Linked DNA regions of Mus musculus: region 1 is linked to region 2. A link is a loop called in an ENCODE intact Hi-C map of the cell type or tissue named here. Cell type or tissue: heart. All regions are shown on one strand. Each heading gives the region's core, and the rest is flanking DNA. Links, peaks and the distances in the headings are about the cores only.

Evidence for each region. A loop is a pair of places that touch in the nucleus more often than their neighbours do. Peaks named below come from ENCODE experiments on the same cell type or tissue, not always from the same donor. Only the 100,000 strongest peaks of a DNase experiment are listed, where the experiment ranks them.
Region 1: it touches region 2 in a loop (2.3-fold over the local background); 8 of 42 quality-filtered maps call a loop at or near these places.

The regions. Positions count from the first base shown.
Region 1 is chr12:8,970,364-8,978,701 of GRCm38, reverse strand. It overlaps Matn3 (matrilin 3), which reads right to left. Exons shown (of 8, transcript NM_010770.4): 8 at 6,674-8,182. The coding sequence ends at 8,127. Wdr35 (WD repeat domain 35) reads right to left here and starts at 4,701. Exons shown (of 27, transcript NM_001159527.1): 1 at 4,523-4,701; 2 at 3,651-3,768; 3 at 1,268-1,339; 4 at 12-104. The coding sequence starts at 4,546. In heart, for the core only: a CTCF peak has its summit at 3,444 (motif pointing left); a DNase peak (open chromatin) is centred at 4,711; H3K4me3 peaks cover 1,605 bases; H3K27ac peaks cover 1,372 bases; H3K27me3 peaks cover 283 bases.
Region 2 is chr12:8,920,426-8,928,763 of GRCm38, reverse strand. Laptm4a (lysosomal-associated protein transmembrane 4A) reads right to left here and starts at 7,457. Exons shown (of 7, transcript NM_008640.2): 1 at 6,470-7,457. The coding sequence starts at 6,805. In heart, for the core only: a CTCF peak has its summit at 4,925; DNase peaks (open chromatin) are centred at 5,593, 6,783 and 7,123; H3K4me3 peaks cover 3,447 bases; H3K27ac peaks cover 2,677 bases.

The DNA of each region.
Region 1 (8,338 bases), core at 11-8,010, 50 kb before region 2:
TCCTAATATACCTTTATACAGCATCCAGACAATGATAAGCCCATTTTGATCACTGGTAGTCAACTTCTGATACTGTTCATTCCACGTTACAACTTGAACAGCACCTAGAACATAGAAGAAAAACAATTCAGAAACTCTAAGGTGACTATAATTTGTTTCAAAGCTGTATCTTTATGTAAATGAACACAGGATGTTAAAGATCAATACTTTGTGCATTGTCAGTCTTAAATATTAAAATCTGAATATGAGTATAAGAACTTCATAATATGCCATTACTAATATTACTAATTTTCTGCAACAGTGCAAAATCCTGTTCCATGTGTTCCTCTGTCTCTCACTTCAAAGCCCCTCTCACAGCCAGCTAACAGCAGTGCCACAGAGCTTGTGTGGAGCAGATAAAAGCATGACTACCAAACCGGCCTGACTCCCAAGGAGAAAAGCGTCCTGAGGAGGCCACACTGTCCTCGGGGTACTCATTTGCTCTCTGTCTGTGTGTCCCATCGTTCATTTTCTCTTTCCCTCCCATGCCAATTTCCCATGCTGTTCCAAACCCTGGAGTACATCTTAGGCCTCTAGGTTCTAGGAACTACTGATTTCATTTTCTCATCCTAAATACTTTTTGTGTGTATTTCCTAATGATAGTCTCTTTATAATCCATACTACAAATAAGAAATTAACACTGAATAAATATCATCTAATACAGTCCATTCAAATATCAACTGTCAAAGTGTCCCAAAGAGGCGCTTGCTTTTACAACTCTAGGCTCCCGCCTAAGGCACTTCAGTTCTATCCTTTTAGTCTCCTTTAACTTGGAATCACAGAACAGATCCTTTAAGAGGATAATACATTTATTTAAAATTCCACAGACAGATAACACAATTTTATAATGTAGAAATTAATAGCCAGGGTTTTTCAGATTTATCAGAGATAGTATTTCATTTCTGCAAAAGTGTTAGATAATATCCCAATTATCATATCAGACATACGAATTATGGCTTAATAAAAATGATTACTATCAATGCTATTTTTTTTTAAATAATAGTATTTAATTTAACATGTTCGTTTGACATTTCTCCTTTAAGTAGATGATGACTTAAATGAAGTCAGGTGGTGGTAGCACACGCCTCTAATTCCAGCACTTGGGGGACAGAGGCACAGGATGTCTCTGAGTTTGAGGCCAGCCTGATCTACAAAACAAGTTCCAGGATAGGCCAGGACTACACAGAGAAAACAACAAACAAACAAACCAAAAACTTAAATGACTCACCACTATGACCTTCAAGATTTTGGTTCATGGAAAGGTTACTAGGGGCGGCTAGACCCCTCAGCTTTGAGTCATCTAAAACAATCAAAAAGAAGTCTATGATTAAATATATAGAAGCAAAAGGGTACAAGATTTTGGCATATCTTGAGTTATTAGAAGGGTATGTATATGTGAGATATTATACAAGTTTTTAAGTGTTCTTTCTTCTGACTCATTTTTCTCCTGGTGTAAAGATGAGCAGTAACATGCAGATGCCTTGCAAGACATTGTTCTATCAAAATAAAGGAAAGTGCAAGAAGATTTAGCTCAATGTATTAAATATGCAACCACCATTACTTAATATTCTCCTAAGAGATCATAAGTAGAAATATGAACATACAGACATAAATTAAGATCTGTAAAAACGTATAAGGGACTAAATAGCCAAGACGTTAGAGTCTAGTTTTTACTGTTTCCCAGAATGTCATGGTAATTCATGCACTCATTCATTCATTCATTCATTCAACAAATGGTGATATGTACACTATGTCTAGGCACTATGTGAAATTCTGGCTATAAAATAAACAAAACAGTCTTTTCTCCTTCCAGAAAGCTTGCATTCCATGGGAGTGGGAGGGTCAGACAGTACATACATGCAATTATAATTTGGGAAAGTGGAGGCAAAATAAGAAATAGTAACAGCTGGTTAATTAGAGAGAAGTGGGCACCAGGGCAGCTTTTTAAAGAAATAACATCTCAGCTGAGACGACACGTATGGCAAAGAGATTCAGGGAGTGGGTGGTCTCCTAGGATAGCAAACAGCGACAGAAAAGGCTCTGAATCTTTCAGGAACCAAAAGAGGACCTGTGCAGATACAGAGGGAAATGACCACACATGGAGCTGCAGTGACGGCCACAAGAAAAGGCATGACATATTTGAAGGAAATTACAAGAACTTTACAGTTTATAGTCACTTAGAAAATGTGTTAGACATAAAACAGAACACTTAAAACATTTATTTTAAATATACAAATGTTATGATAATCTTAGGGGTTTGCAGAGATGTAAATGATAAAACTCAATCCTTAAGAAATCTGCTCTCTATGATACTATGAGTGGGCTGAAAAGATGGCTCTGTGTTAAGAACACTGGTGCTCTTTCGGAGGACCCAGGCTCAATTCCCAGGGCCAACATGGCATCTCACAAACATCTGTAACTCCAGTTCCAGGGACTGTGACACTGTCACACAGACACACATATAGGCAAAACACCAATGAACATAAAACAGAAATAAATCATTTTTAAAAGACACTGTAAAAAAATATTCTTTATTCTCAAAACAGAGAAAAATCCCTCAAGTGTTCTCTAAAACCAGCAGTTTTAATTATCTGGCTGCTATCTCAGTAAATTTCTCAACAATATAAACACATGGTCTGGTACTGCACTGAGTAAGAAATGTTAGCTCTGGTATGGTAGTATGCATCTTTAATCCCAGCACTCAGGAGGTAAAGGCAGAGAGATCTCTGAGTTCTAGGCCGCCCTGCTCTACAGAGTGAATTCCAGGAACCCAGGGCTACACAGAGAAACCTTATCTTGAAAATATCCCACAAAACAGTTCTCAAATGTGTGTGTGTGTGTGTGTGTGTGTGTGTGTGTGTGTGTGTGTGTGAGAGAGAGAGAAAGAGAGAGAGAGAGACTTTTTAAAAGACCAAGTGGAAATAAAATCAATCAAGCTGGCATGAGAACAAAAATCTGATAATACTGATAAATATCTTAAAAAAAAAAACAAAAACAAAAACAAAAACAAAAAAACACTTTACCAGTAACTGCTGGATCTGAAAGGCAATAAATAAGGCATCTCCTCGGGAGATGGCTGAGTCAGTAAAGAGTTTGCTGTGCAAGTGTGAGGGCCTGACCTCAGAGCCCCAAAACTCATACCTAACACAGGGATCAGATCACGCTCCTGTAATCTCAGAGAGGACACAGGAGGCAGACACAGATGGAAGTTTTCAGGCCAACTAGCCTGTCCTACATGGCAACTTCTCAGGCCTGTCTCAGAAGACTCTGCCTCAGAAACAGTGACAGGAGGGGCTTGAGAGATGGGTCTGTGGTTAAGAACACGTGTTGTTCTTGAAGAGAACCAGTGGTCAGTTCTCGGCACCTACAAACCATCTGTAACTAGTTACAAAGGAAAAGATCCCATGCCCTCTTCTGGCCCCCACAGGCACTACATGCATGTGACACCATAAAATACGTTCAGGCAAAACACCCATACCATAAGAATAAACCCCTTTAAAAAAATTAAAACTTCATAATGACAAATACCATAAGTAGGTCTCACTAGCCACTAGCCACTAGCCACTGCTTTCTACCAGTTTCACACATCTGTACTGGTGATGATCACTTACCTGTCTGTGTCTCGAGTCTTAAAACTTTCAGTAATCCATCCTCACCGCCACATGCTATGAACCCTTGGTCCTTGTTCCAGGATATACATTTCAGCTTCACATTATTGGGAACAGCAATCTGTAAACACGAATCACAGTGATGCTAGCTTTTCACGAAGGAGTTGGAGGATCTCCATCCAGGAGATATAGACAGGCAAACATCTTCCAAGAAGAAACCTGCCCGAACTTGTCGTAGCCCATGTTACCAATCCCAGCACTGAGGCAGAAGGGTGGAAAGTTGGAAGCTGGCCTGGGCTACACAGCAATATCCTGTCTCAAAAAAGAGCATGAAAAAGGGAGAGAGAAACAATAACGCCCTGCAGCAAAATGAACTATTATGAAAATGGCTGTGGTCTTCTTAAATGTTCTGAGCCCTAGCATTCTGTAAAGAAGTGCACATAAAGGAAGGTGATTGCCAAGGAAGCGGGCGGGAACGGGGTGGGGGTGTCTGAACTGAGGCGGGAACTGAGACATAAATTCGTATCGCTGCTGCTCTTACTTCCTTTCCCACACCACACTTATATTTCTCTCTTAGGGCAGACTGTCATAATCTACCTTCTGGATCAACAAGTAGCAGAGGAAAGACCACCAGCGCTTGGTGATCACTTTTTATCACTGAAAAGAAACTTGGCATGACTGGAATGTGGAAGAATCCTGAGAAAGAGCTGCTGGCTCTGCCAAGGACTACCGGAGCACAGAGACCTGTGAGAGGAGATAGGTGACAGGAAGATGGAGAAGCTGCCTGGCAGCCGCCTGCAGTCCCGGGAGAATGCGGGCACCGGCGGGCTACAGGAATGGAGGCGGCGCGACGGCGGTCCCCAGGAGAAACTCACTTTCTTGCTCAGGTAGAAGAACATCGTGGGAACTCGGAGAAGACGACCCACAGCGGTCAAGGCACGCTAATATATAACGGGTTCTACACCTCCATTTGCGAGCACTGGTGGATCGGAGAAGCTCCCGTCGCCTGGCAACCACCGCCGCCCAGTCGCATCCGGGGCGCTTAGAGAACTTCCGGCGTGGCCTCCCGCCCCGTGTTGGTCGTCGTGCGCCTGCGCGGGCGATGGGGCGGCTGTGTAATTGGTGTGGGGTGAAGTTGATCAGTTCTTCAATGCCTTGGCTTCGAGCCTTTCTGCTCTCAGTTTAGCGATCTGCCATGCGTATCTCTCCCAGCGCCGTCCCTTCATCCCCGCCGCTGTGTTACAACATCACGCTAATAGTCGTGCGTCAGGAGTCAGTATAAGCTAAAGGGAGCCCCTTCCAAAAAAGGTCTCAGGAGTTCTGTGTTTTCTCTCTAACCGCTCCACCCGACCCCGACCAATATTCTTGAAAAGAACGTCAGTTGTTGCATTTGGTAGGCTGGCACCATCGGACAAATAAAAAATGGCAGTGCAGATGTGCATTTTGAGGACTGCCTTCTTTGAGAGAACTACAGAGCCCTCTGAAGCAATTTAGGAGTGGGCACTATTATTTTGCGTTGGATTAGGGTTCTTATGGCTGCGACAAAACACCATGACCAAAAAGCAAGGTGAGGAGCTTGAAAGGGTTTAGTTGGCTTACACGTCCATACTGCTGTTCATAATCTAAGAAAGTCAGCAGGAACTCAAACAGGGCAGTAGAAACCTGGAGGCAGGAACAGATGCAAAGGCCATAGAGAGTTTTCTTATAGAACCCAGAACCACCAGCCCAGGGATGGCCCTCCCCAATCAATAACTAGTTTTTTAAAATGCCGTACAGCATTTCAGATAACTCTAGTTTGTGCATCAAGCTGACATAGGACTAGCCAACACAGAATCCTTAAAACACCTTAAAAATTATGTCAAGGGTCCTTGTAATGGGAGTAATATGACCTTTGGGTCATTAAAGCTACAACTACATTGTGGCGTACCCTCCCGTTTCAAAATATGTGAGGTGTTAGAGCTTTTCTATCCAGAGAGTGATTTTTCTATATTTCTCTTAACTTTTTGTACATCTTCCCTCGTGTGTGCATGTATGTGGAAGCACATGTGCAGACCAGAGACCTACATCATGTACCTTCTTCAATAACTTGCCATCTCATTTTCTGAGGCAGGATATCTCCGTAACCTTGGAACTTACAGTGTGGGCGAGACTGCCCCGCCAATGACCTCCAGCATCGCTTGATCCCCTCTCAACACGGGGGTTACAGGTGCAGCACAGCTAACCAGGCTTCTAGGAGTGCTGGGGATCCAAACACTTGTCCTCATGTTTGCAGCAAGCACTTCACCCACTGAGCCATTTTCCCATGTCCCCATTGTCCTTTGGGGTATCCTGATGTTAACAAAGTTCCCAAATCTAGACATTCAGGTGGATCCAGTCCTGTGGAGGTATTTGGTCTCACCCATTTTTGTGTTATTTTTGGTTTTCCTTTTTAACATAATCTGCAACTATCAATATTGGCTCATATATCCTAGTGTGCACTTCATACAGAAGTGTTAAGTTCCCCACTTGAGTCTTCCCTACCACAAGCACACAACCTTTGAACCCTTTGACTTCAGGCAATTGTCTCACCACATCTAGAAGTTAAGGGTCCAAGTGTTTTTTATTTCAGTGTGGATGTTCCTCAAAATCAAACAACAACTAAAACCTAAAGATAGATCTACCATATTATCCAACCATGTCACTATCAGGTACATACCCAAAGAATCGGAAGCAACATAAAATAGAGATGCCTGTACCCCTGTGTTTAACACCACACCATTTACAATAGCCAAGTGGCACAGTCCATTCATAAATTTAAAAAGTGGCATGTGGGGCTGGAGAGAGAATGTTCAGTGGTTATGAGCACTGACTGTTCTTCCAGAGGTGAGGGTTCAATACCCAGCAACCACATGGCACCTCACAACTGTCTGTAACTACAATTCCAGACATACATGTAGGTTGTGTGAGGACCTGACACCCTCACCACACAAACATACATGCAGGCAAAACACCAATGCAATACAAATAAATAAAGTTTTTAAAAGGTGGCATGTATACACAGAGGATTATTATTCAACTATCAAGAAGAAACAGAAGATAATATCCAGACATGATTGGGATTCTGAAAATGTCACAGTGAGGGGCTGGCAAGATGGCTCGGCAGGCAGAGGCACCCACCTCCAAGCCTGATGACCAACCGGATCACTAGAACACAGTGGCGGAAGGAGAGAAGCCATTCCACAAACCGTCCACCCACACACGTCCACATGTGCTGTGGTGCGTGTGCACCCATGCAGACATAAGCACACGCATGCGCACAAACACTAGCTCAAGCACATGCACACTTCTGTAATCACATTTTCCCCCACTGGTTTTATTTAGGAACTTCTTTCTGTTTACCCTGAACTTACTAACATTTTATGCCTCAACAGAGGCATGAGATTAAATTATTGAAAGAGTATCATCACCATTTCATTCTTTCAGTTTCTCAGCTGTTACATATTCAAAAATTATTCATTCCATTCAACATAATATGCTTGATAGAAAAAAATAACAAGAATCATAAAAACATCAACCATGCCGTTAATGTAGAAAGACGGGAACTTTTAATATATTAGAAACAATACAAACCAAAACAGATCAAGTAGCACAAAATTTACAGAATTGTTTCGTTCTAAAAGTTATGAGCTGCGCTTAAAAAGTGTATGCATTCAGTATATTTTGAGTGAAAAATCAGGCTTATTGACAGTTTTTAAGATAATATTATAACTTGTTACTTATTATATTAATTCTATAAATATGTAATTTTGCCAATTGCATGCTAAAACAAAATGATAGAATTCAAAATTTTTTCTCTTAGCAAAAATCTTAGCACCATAAGTTCATAGCCAGTACTCTTTAGTTGTTCATTTCCATGACATTAATGAATTAAAAGTGTCATATAACATCCACTTAGTCTGTGTAAATTATTTTTAGGTACATGTATTATAATCCCTTGTTTGTAGCTTTAATAATATTCCAGCAAAAAAAAAAAACAAAAATAGTAAGCAATTCTAAATCTCAGTTTAATTAGTTTATCTTTGTATGTGTAAATATTTCATAAAATTTGCACTCTTGGTAGTAAGGCTGGTTCGTATTATAAATATGACCAAGAGAAAATAGACCTAAAGTTTTATGAGTAAGATCATCTTACTAATATAAACAATTTAAACTTAAATGGCTCAAACAGTAGATAACAAAACCTTAAACTTTTCACTCTCTATCTTATTAATGATTTCACAGTCATAGCTATGAGACATTAAACTTGCTTTTAATAAGGGTCTACACATTTATCTCCTTGGAAAACAATATGGTTCTCCAGAAACCCCTCACACTGTTTACCAAATAATGTTAAGCATTTATAATGGCAGATTATTAGCAGGCACATCAGATAGCGTGACAAGAGAATGAGAATCGCATATATCAAGCCCTCCACATTTCCAGGCGAGAGTTTTACACAGTTTAACGATGTACTTGTCCATATTCTGTTACTTTCAACTTCTTCAAAATGTTGTCAAGTGGCTAGATGTTAAGGCCAAAGTGATTCCATTTTACACATTCAAAAACAGAAGCACACTGTCAAAGGCTTCAACACAAAGGAAAATTGTATCCCACTGTAAGTGAACAGAACTACTTTCTCATCAAAAGCCTACTCTAAAATTCAAAAATTCATC
Region 2 (8,338 bases), core at 57-8,056:
CCTTTTAAATTTGACTATCTGCTTTTGCTGTTGAGTTCTCGATATACTTTAGGTATTAATGTCTTGGGATAAAGTTAGAAGAGGCCTGCCATTTCTCTAGGCTGTCTGCTCACTGTTGAGATTCTCTGCAGCTTTTCAGTTTGATGTAACCCTGTATGGGTGTTTCTTTTGTTGCCTATGCCTTTACACTGTTAAATAACAATTTCTTGTTCAGACTATCCTGGTTGCGGGTGTGTGTGTGTGTGTGTGTGTGTGTGTGTGTGTGTGTGTGTGTGTGTTTCCTCTGGTCAATCCTACAAGTCACCTGGGAAGAGGGACTCTCATTTGAGAAAATGCTTAAATTAATTTCTTGTTCAGACTATCCTGGTTGCGGGGGTGTGTGTGTGTGTGTGTGTGTGTTTCCTCTGGTCAATCCTACAAGTCACCTGGGAAGAGGGACTCTCATTTGAGAAAATGCTTAAATTAGATTTTCCTGCCGTCAAGTTTATAGTTCATTTTCTTGATTAATGATTGGTGTGGGAGGGGAGGGCCCAGCTCACTAGACATGGTGCTACTGGACAGGTGGTCCTGGGTGCATAAGAAAGCAGGCTGAGGGCTGAAGAGATGGCTCAGTGGTTAAGAGCACTGACTGCTTTTCCAGAGGGTCTGAGTTCAATTCCCAGCAACCACATGGTGACTCACAACCATCTGTAATGGGATCTGATGTCCTATTCTGGTGTGTCTGAAAACAGCTACAGTGTACTCATATACATAAAATAAATAATTCTTTGAGAGAGAGAGAGAAAGAGAAAGAGAGAGAGAGAGCGCACTAGCGAGCGAGCACAGGATGAGCAAAGCAGCAAGCAGAGCATTTCCACAGCCTCTGCTCCAGCCTAGGTTCCTGCCCTGACTTCCCCTTTATTATGGACTTGTTATGTGCAACTGTAAGCAAAACAGTCCATATCTATTTTTGTTCCAGGCCTAGGCTGTGTTGCTTATGACAGATTTACATTTTGAAACTGGACAGTGTGATACTTCCATCTTTTGGTCTAATGCTTTTAGTTGCTTTTAGTCATGGTGTTTCATCACAGCAACAGGAACCCTAAAACACAGACTTTTGTCAGTGCTTCTCCTATATTCTCTCCTAGTAGGTTAGTCTCAGCTTTATACTCAACTATTTTGTAATATTTAAGTTGGCTTTTATTGAGAGCAGGATCTAGTCCATGCCATTTTCCTAGCAGTATTCACTACAGAAAATGCGCTTGCTCAAATGTGTATATCTAGCACTTCTGCTGAGAATCACCTGGCTGTGGGGAGTGTGGGTCTATTTTTGGGTTTTCTATTCTTTTCCATTGGTCTCTAACTATTTCTGTATTTCTGTACCAGGCCTAAGCTGTGTTGGTTATGATAGCTTTACATTTTAAAACTGGACAGTGGGATACTTCCAGCTTTGGGGGTTTTTGTTTGTTTGTTTGTTTGGTTGGTTGGTTGGTTGGTTTGGTTTGGGTTTTTTTGCTCAAGACTTCTTTGGCACAGCCCTGAGTGGCTCCACTCACCTTTTAGGAACTGTTTTCTCCTAGTAAGTGAAGGACAACATAACAGGTACTACCTCACACTTACAGATCGCTTTGGGTACAAAGCATCTAACAATACTAGTAGTTCTGATTCGTGCCTACGGGATCTTTTCATTATTTGTGACCTGTTCAAAGCCTTCACGGATGTTTTATTCTCATCATAGACTAGATTTTTTCACCTCTGGCTAGTTACTCGCAGAAGTGTTTGTTTTGCTTGCTTTGCTTTTTTAGCTATGACACAAGCGCTTTCCTAACTTCTTGTTCAGGTAGTCCTCACTGGTGCATAAACACGCGATATTTGAAGTTGTTTTACTACTCTTTAAATTTACTAATTCTCAGATTATTTTCAGTTTTCAGGATTTTCTATATATTTGATTGTGTCATCTGCCAATACAGAGCCTTGATCCCTCCTTTCCTATCTCTAAGTTCTTCATCTGTTTCTCTTAGCCAACTGCTCTGGCTATGACTTTTCTTTTTTTTTTTTAAAGATTTATTTATTTATTATATGAAAGTACACTGTAGCTGTCCTCAGATACTCCATAAGAGGGCATCAGATTTCGTTATAGATGGTTGTGAGCCACCATGTGGTTGCTGGGATTTGAACTCCGGACCTTTGGAAGAGCAGTCGGCACTCTTAACCACTGAGCCATCTCGCCAGCCCCTGGCTAGGACTTTCAATACTATGTCGAACATAAATGTTGAAAGGAAGCAATGCTGATTTGGTTTCTGATCTTAGAGAAGAGCTAATTTGGTATGATGTTAGCTGTCAGTATTATCTGGCTGGCTTTTATTGTGTTGTATATCCACTTTAAGAATACTTTCAACCAGTATGTATGTGGATATTTTGCCTGCATGCCTGCTAGTTAGTGTACCACTTGCATACCTGATGCCTGGAAGAAGCTAGATGCTGTCTGATCCCTGGAACTGCAGTTACAAAGTTGTAAGTCACCATGTGGGTATTGGGAATAATCTCTTATCCACTGGGTCATCTCTTCAGCTCCACCTTTTTCATGTGAAAGGATGGCAAAATGTATTAACTATGTAACTGCAGCTACTGAAATAGTCCTAGGGATTTGGTTTTCTCTCCCTCGCACTCTCTCTCTCTCTTTTTTTATACCATTTTTAAAATTTTATTTAATGTCTGAGTGCTCTGCTGCATATACATCGGCCTGCATGAAGAGGGCATCAGTTCCTCCTATAGATGGTTGTGAGTCATCATGTAGTTGCTGGGAATTGAACTCAGGACCTCTGGAAGAGCAGCCATTGTTCTTAACCACTGAGCCATCTCTTACCAGCCCCTGGATCTCTATTCTGTGTATATATTCTGTGTATATTCTGTGTCTGCCTTTACTGACTTGCATGGGCTGAACCATCCTTGCACCCTTAGGAGGAAACCCACCTGATCCTGAGGATTTACTTTGTGATGTGATGTTGAATTCTGTGTATCGGGGTTTTATCGAGAATTTCTGCACTGTTCATCAGAGATACTGGCCAGGACTAACGGGTGAAAGGCCTCTGTGGCATGAGGATGTCTTGACTTCTTCCTAACACTATGTTACTTAAGGTTAAAACATCCATGACAAAGTCCACCTTAGGTCTATAATGTGAGTTCCAGGACATTCTACACAGAGAAATCCTGTCTCGAAAAAACAAAGAACAGAACAAAAATATGCATTTATATCATAAAGACTATTTCTTGAAACAGGTTTTTTAATTTATGAGTTATTATGTACTTGAGTTCATATCTCCTTAGAATTAAAAAAAAAATCTGGCTTCAAATGATAAAGAAGTAAACTTGAGGAATGTAGAAATGGAAGCCTGAACTCACTCTAAAGTCACGTATTACTTATGCACTTCTTTCACATTTAAACTATTAGATGCAAACTCTTCAGGTTTGGTACCTCTGGTTCTATGTCCCCCAGAACTATTATTCAATACCAACCATTAACACTTAAGGGTTTGGTTTGGTTTTAGAGCTATCATCCTATGTAGCCTAGGCTGGCCTATCACCAAGGCTGAGTTTGAACTTCTGATCTCCTGATACCACCTCCCAAGAACTTATATTATAGGCTCCATTCAATTAATCCTTTGACATACATGATGGTATGTAAAAAAAAAAAAAAAAATCAATGTTAATTCTAGATTTCAAAGGTTTCAATATCAGTCACTGACAGAGTGTCCCAGACCAGCAGGAGGAAGGGCTGTGCCTCCACGTTTCAAACACCACAGAAAGCATCATAAATGCAGGCCTTGGTCCAGACAACCTGGCGGCTCATTATTCTCCCACACAGGTCCAGACATACTGTCCCCTGGAATCAAACAGCAGTGCTCATGACAAAGTGGTGAGGAAGGGAACAATGGCAAGGCGGAAATAAAGAGGAAAGGTCATTCGAGCTGTTGTCAGCTTATGTCTCTGCTATGGCAATGGAATGCAGAATTTGGACGAGACCTCTTTATTTGGAGGCATTATACATGATACTGTTTTCATCTCCTAAGTGCACCCCAACTAGCAGAAAGTATGTTTTCACACTACTGTAGAACTAAGGCTTGTACACTTTTTAAAGTCACCAACAATAACATACTAAGCAAAACAAATGTTCTCCTCCTCAATGTGATAAGAATCTGCATCACTGTGCCCCTTCTCCTCTGTGACTCTAAGTTCCACTTCCCTGGCTGTGCTCCTAAGTTCTCTGTAATACCATCACCATCAAGGGATGATGTCATGACCAAAGTAAGCAGAGCTAGAACCTACCATGCAACAAGTAGTAAGAATACTGAAGGCATGTAATATGGGCCATCTATCATCCCCTTCCTATGTTCCTCAGAGCCCTTTACACTGAAGACAGGCAATAAGTCTCTTATATGAATTAAAACAAACCAACTGAAACAGTTTACAATATTCTAAGCTGGAAGTTGATTCAAGACAGCATCTTTTCAAAGGCGGGTGTGTGTGTGTGTGTGTGTGTGTGTGTGTGTGTGTGTGCTTTTCACACCAAGAGCTTCAGTTGTGCTACAGATTTAGAACTCTCTCAATCCCTCTGTTAAAAACAAAACAAAAACCTGGGGGGGGGGGGAGGGCACGCTGGAGTAGCTAGGAACACTAGTTGCTGTCCTGGGTGCAATTCCCAGCACTTATAAAGGGCTTCAAACCTTTTAAGATGAAAAAAAACACCTCTTCAGTCATTCAGATATATTGGCAGCATTTCTCTATACTCTTTGTTAGTCGGAGTTTTTGATGCTGTGGCCTTTGTTTGAGGGAACTCAAAATGCAGATTGAAAAACTATAGCAAGGACTTTTTTCCTAATTTTAGTTTTTGTTTATTTTTATTTCACTGTGTGGGTGTTTTGTCTTCATGTTTGTGGTAACTTGTGTGCAATGTTTATAGAGGCCACAAGAGGCTAGATTCTCCTTGGACTGGAGTTGCAGATGGGTGTTAGCTGTGTAAGAGGAGGGATGGAAGAAGAAACAGGAAGATGAAGTTTTCAGGCAAGAATCCCAGGTGCCAATCCTATTTGCTTTGCTAAGTTCAATGAAGGTCATTTTCTGGGAGAAAGCAGGGAGGTAAGAGGACGATGGGGAAGACAAGAATTAATCATTTAAGAGAATGGAAGATGGTGAAGGACAAAGAAATGAAAAACCCATACTCTTAACAAAAAGGAAAGCAACAGAAAGTGAGATATACAACCCAACTGATTGTCAGTAACTAGTCCAGGTCCAGAACTACAGCTCAGGTAATGTATGCAGGAGGCAGTTTCTTAAAGAAAATGTGATGGAATTAATTCTACAGAAGCAGTAGGGTGACTCTCTGAGTACAGAAGTACTGAAAACGTGAAAATAACCTCATCGCAAGCATACCAAACCACATTCAAGCTTTCCTGGGGCTCTTCTCTAATGTACATAAGGATACAAGACGGAAAAAGCTGCAATCCTGCAGAGGTCTGATAGTCCCCTGGGGTGGGCTGGGAAGCCATCTGCCTGAGGAAGATTTTCATCTGGTGTTCTGCCAAAGTTACTAATGACTTCAAGATACTGGGCGGGGAAGAGTAAAGAGAAGGAAGAGAGGACAGGGGTACGCCTCTCCCTCCTTTGCTCTTCATGTAAGTATCAGAAACTGCACACTAACTCCACTTCCTACCCTCACCCCCCACCCCCACGACGAAATTTCAAAAGTCATCCAAGTGGTCACGCCAGCAAAACATGTTCCTCAAAGCTTCGGCAAAGTTTAATTGCTTAAAACTATCTTTAAAAAATCACGGGTTTGGAAATCGCAACAAATAAGTTCATATGAACAGATACTGGGAACTAATTTTTTTTTTAAGTCACAAGACTTTCTGCCGAATATGGAACCAACAAGCCCGTCCATCTGCTGTGACAGAATCACACAGATCCTGGAGCCCAGAAAATGTCAGTAAGGACATAGCAGGCTTTCAATAAACATCTCTTCCAAACCAAGGCGGCCTTGGGATGAAAACCCACCTGACAAGGCAGGGAGGGGGTGTAATGAGGAAAATCTGACCCACTGTAAATTCTGGCTAACGTCTAGACTCAAAACAGAGACCTCTGGCTACATCACCGAACGCCTCAACAAAAACTGCAGGAGGCACCCGAACTGGATTTCGCTTTCGATTCGGACAAAACGTCCGAACTGGCTGCATAACTGCGGGACAATAATTGTTTCGATGGGGGGGTGGGGCGGGATGAGGGTTGCGCACTTCCCGAACCCGAAATGACGATCCTATTCCCATCCCCTCCCAAATCCTGGGGAGCCCCATCTCGTAAAGCCTCAGTTCACAGTTAAAAGCACCCCGAAAAGTAGCGCCCCAACAACTTTCACGTCCCCGCCCCCTGCCCACCAGGCCCACTTGTCGCGCAGGCGCACTGGCCTGGTGGAGCGGCCCTGCCAGCCAGCCCTTACCATGTACCAGGTCCCCAGGATGATCGTCCCGGTGCGGACATGGCAACAGCCGCAGCACCGGGTGCTGTAGAACCGGTCGCTGCGGCTCCGTTTGAAAGTCATGGACACCATCCGGAACCTCGCGGGCCTCGTTCTCGCCCAGGCCCCTGACAAAAGCTTTCGGCCCAGCGGTTCAACCCAGACGACTCTACGACGGTGTCCACAGCCAAAGGACGCGTCTTCTGGCCCGCCCTCGGCCCGGGCCCTTGCCAACTCCTGTGCGCCTGCGCTCTGGGCGCCCGGCGCCGCTCTCGCGGGACGTCGGCTCGGAATCTCTCCCTCCGCCTTCTGCCACATACAGACCAACGAAGAGCGGAAGGCCGGGCTACCTGGCTTCTGATTGGAGAAGATGTGGAGATTGAAACAGATCACGCCCAATCAAAAGTTCAACTCTCTCCGGCGCTGTTTGACCGCGGTGCGCGTGGCTGGGCTCGCTGTCGGGGGCTGTAGGAATTGAGGGTAACTCGGTAATTCACCGTCTCCCAGACGAGCTCCGCAAGGAGGAGAAGGGTGAAACAAGACGGAGTTGGTGGCAGACAGCGGGCACGGAGATTTTTGGCGCTGTCTTTCGCCACGTTGTCTTTGTCACTGCGAGGCCCACGTGACGTATTCGTGCTCTATTGTTGGGCCTGTCGGGGCGTGCCTGCGGGAAGGGGCGTGGCTACCATTCTGGCGTGGCCCTCTAGGCTCAGACCAGAAAGGAGGGCTCGCAAGTAGGCTAAAGGATTGGATTTCTGTCCTTCCCCCATCTCTCTGAAGCCTACTTAGAGGGAGCCAATAAATACCACTGGACTCTGCCAAAGGCCAAGGGATTAAGGAAAATGACAGCATGATAAAGTGGAGAAACCGCTTAGCTGTTGAGTTTATACAGATAATAGTGATTTTTTTTTTCTTCTTGAAGAGAAAGATTGTGAAGGACATTGAAATAGGCCAGAAAAACAAGCAAAAAAAAAAAAAAAAAATAGAGAATGAGAGAGTGTGTCTTAAGTGAGAAACAAGCCACACTTTTCTGCATGCTCTGATGCCAGAGTGAGCCTCAACTTTCTGTGGGATGCTGGACATTTCTACAGCATGTTACACGAGACTCACTGACTCATACCTCTTCTCAGAGAAAGCCATTTGACATAAGTTGGGTGATTCAGTTATCATTTTTACTTCAACAATGGGTGCTTTATATTCACTCTATAGTTCCTTCTAACATCTTATGATCCTCATTAACTGAGTCAAGTTTTTGACTGAATTTATTTTGTATTTGTTTTAAGATTTGTGGCTATCAGCCGGGCTGTGGTGGCGCACGCCTTTAATCCCAGCACTTGGGAGGCAGAGGCAGGTGGATTTCTGAGTTCAAGGCCAGCCTGGGCTATGCAGAGAAACCCTGTCTCAAAAACAAACAAACAAACAAACAAGGCTTGTAGCTACCTTGAGAAGGAATGAAACTGTACCATAGTGTGCAGCTGTGGATAATAGGCATAATCAAATAAACACTGAATAATTTCAAAGAACCTCAAAAGTATTTTGGAAAGAGGAAGGGAAGAGATGTCAGGACAAAATCCATGCCTTTACCATAATTTAAGCCAGTAGACAATGCTAGAATTTTATTAATGAAAATATAGTATATATGAAGAGGTGGTAAGTGGGTAAAGTGCTTGCAAAGCAATCGTGAGGATTCATGGAAAACCAGACGCTGTGGCTTTACCTTTCTGTAAAACCCAGCTGTTACAGCCAGACAGATGTCTTGAGTGAGGAGACATCCCTGCAAGCTCTCTGGCCAGCTAGCCTAGTGTATGAGGAAGCAAATGAGGGGGATGCAGGATTTGTGGGTCTTTAAGG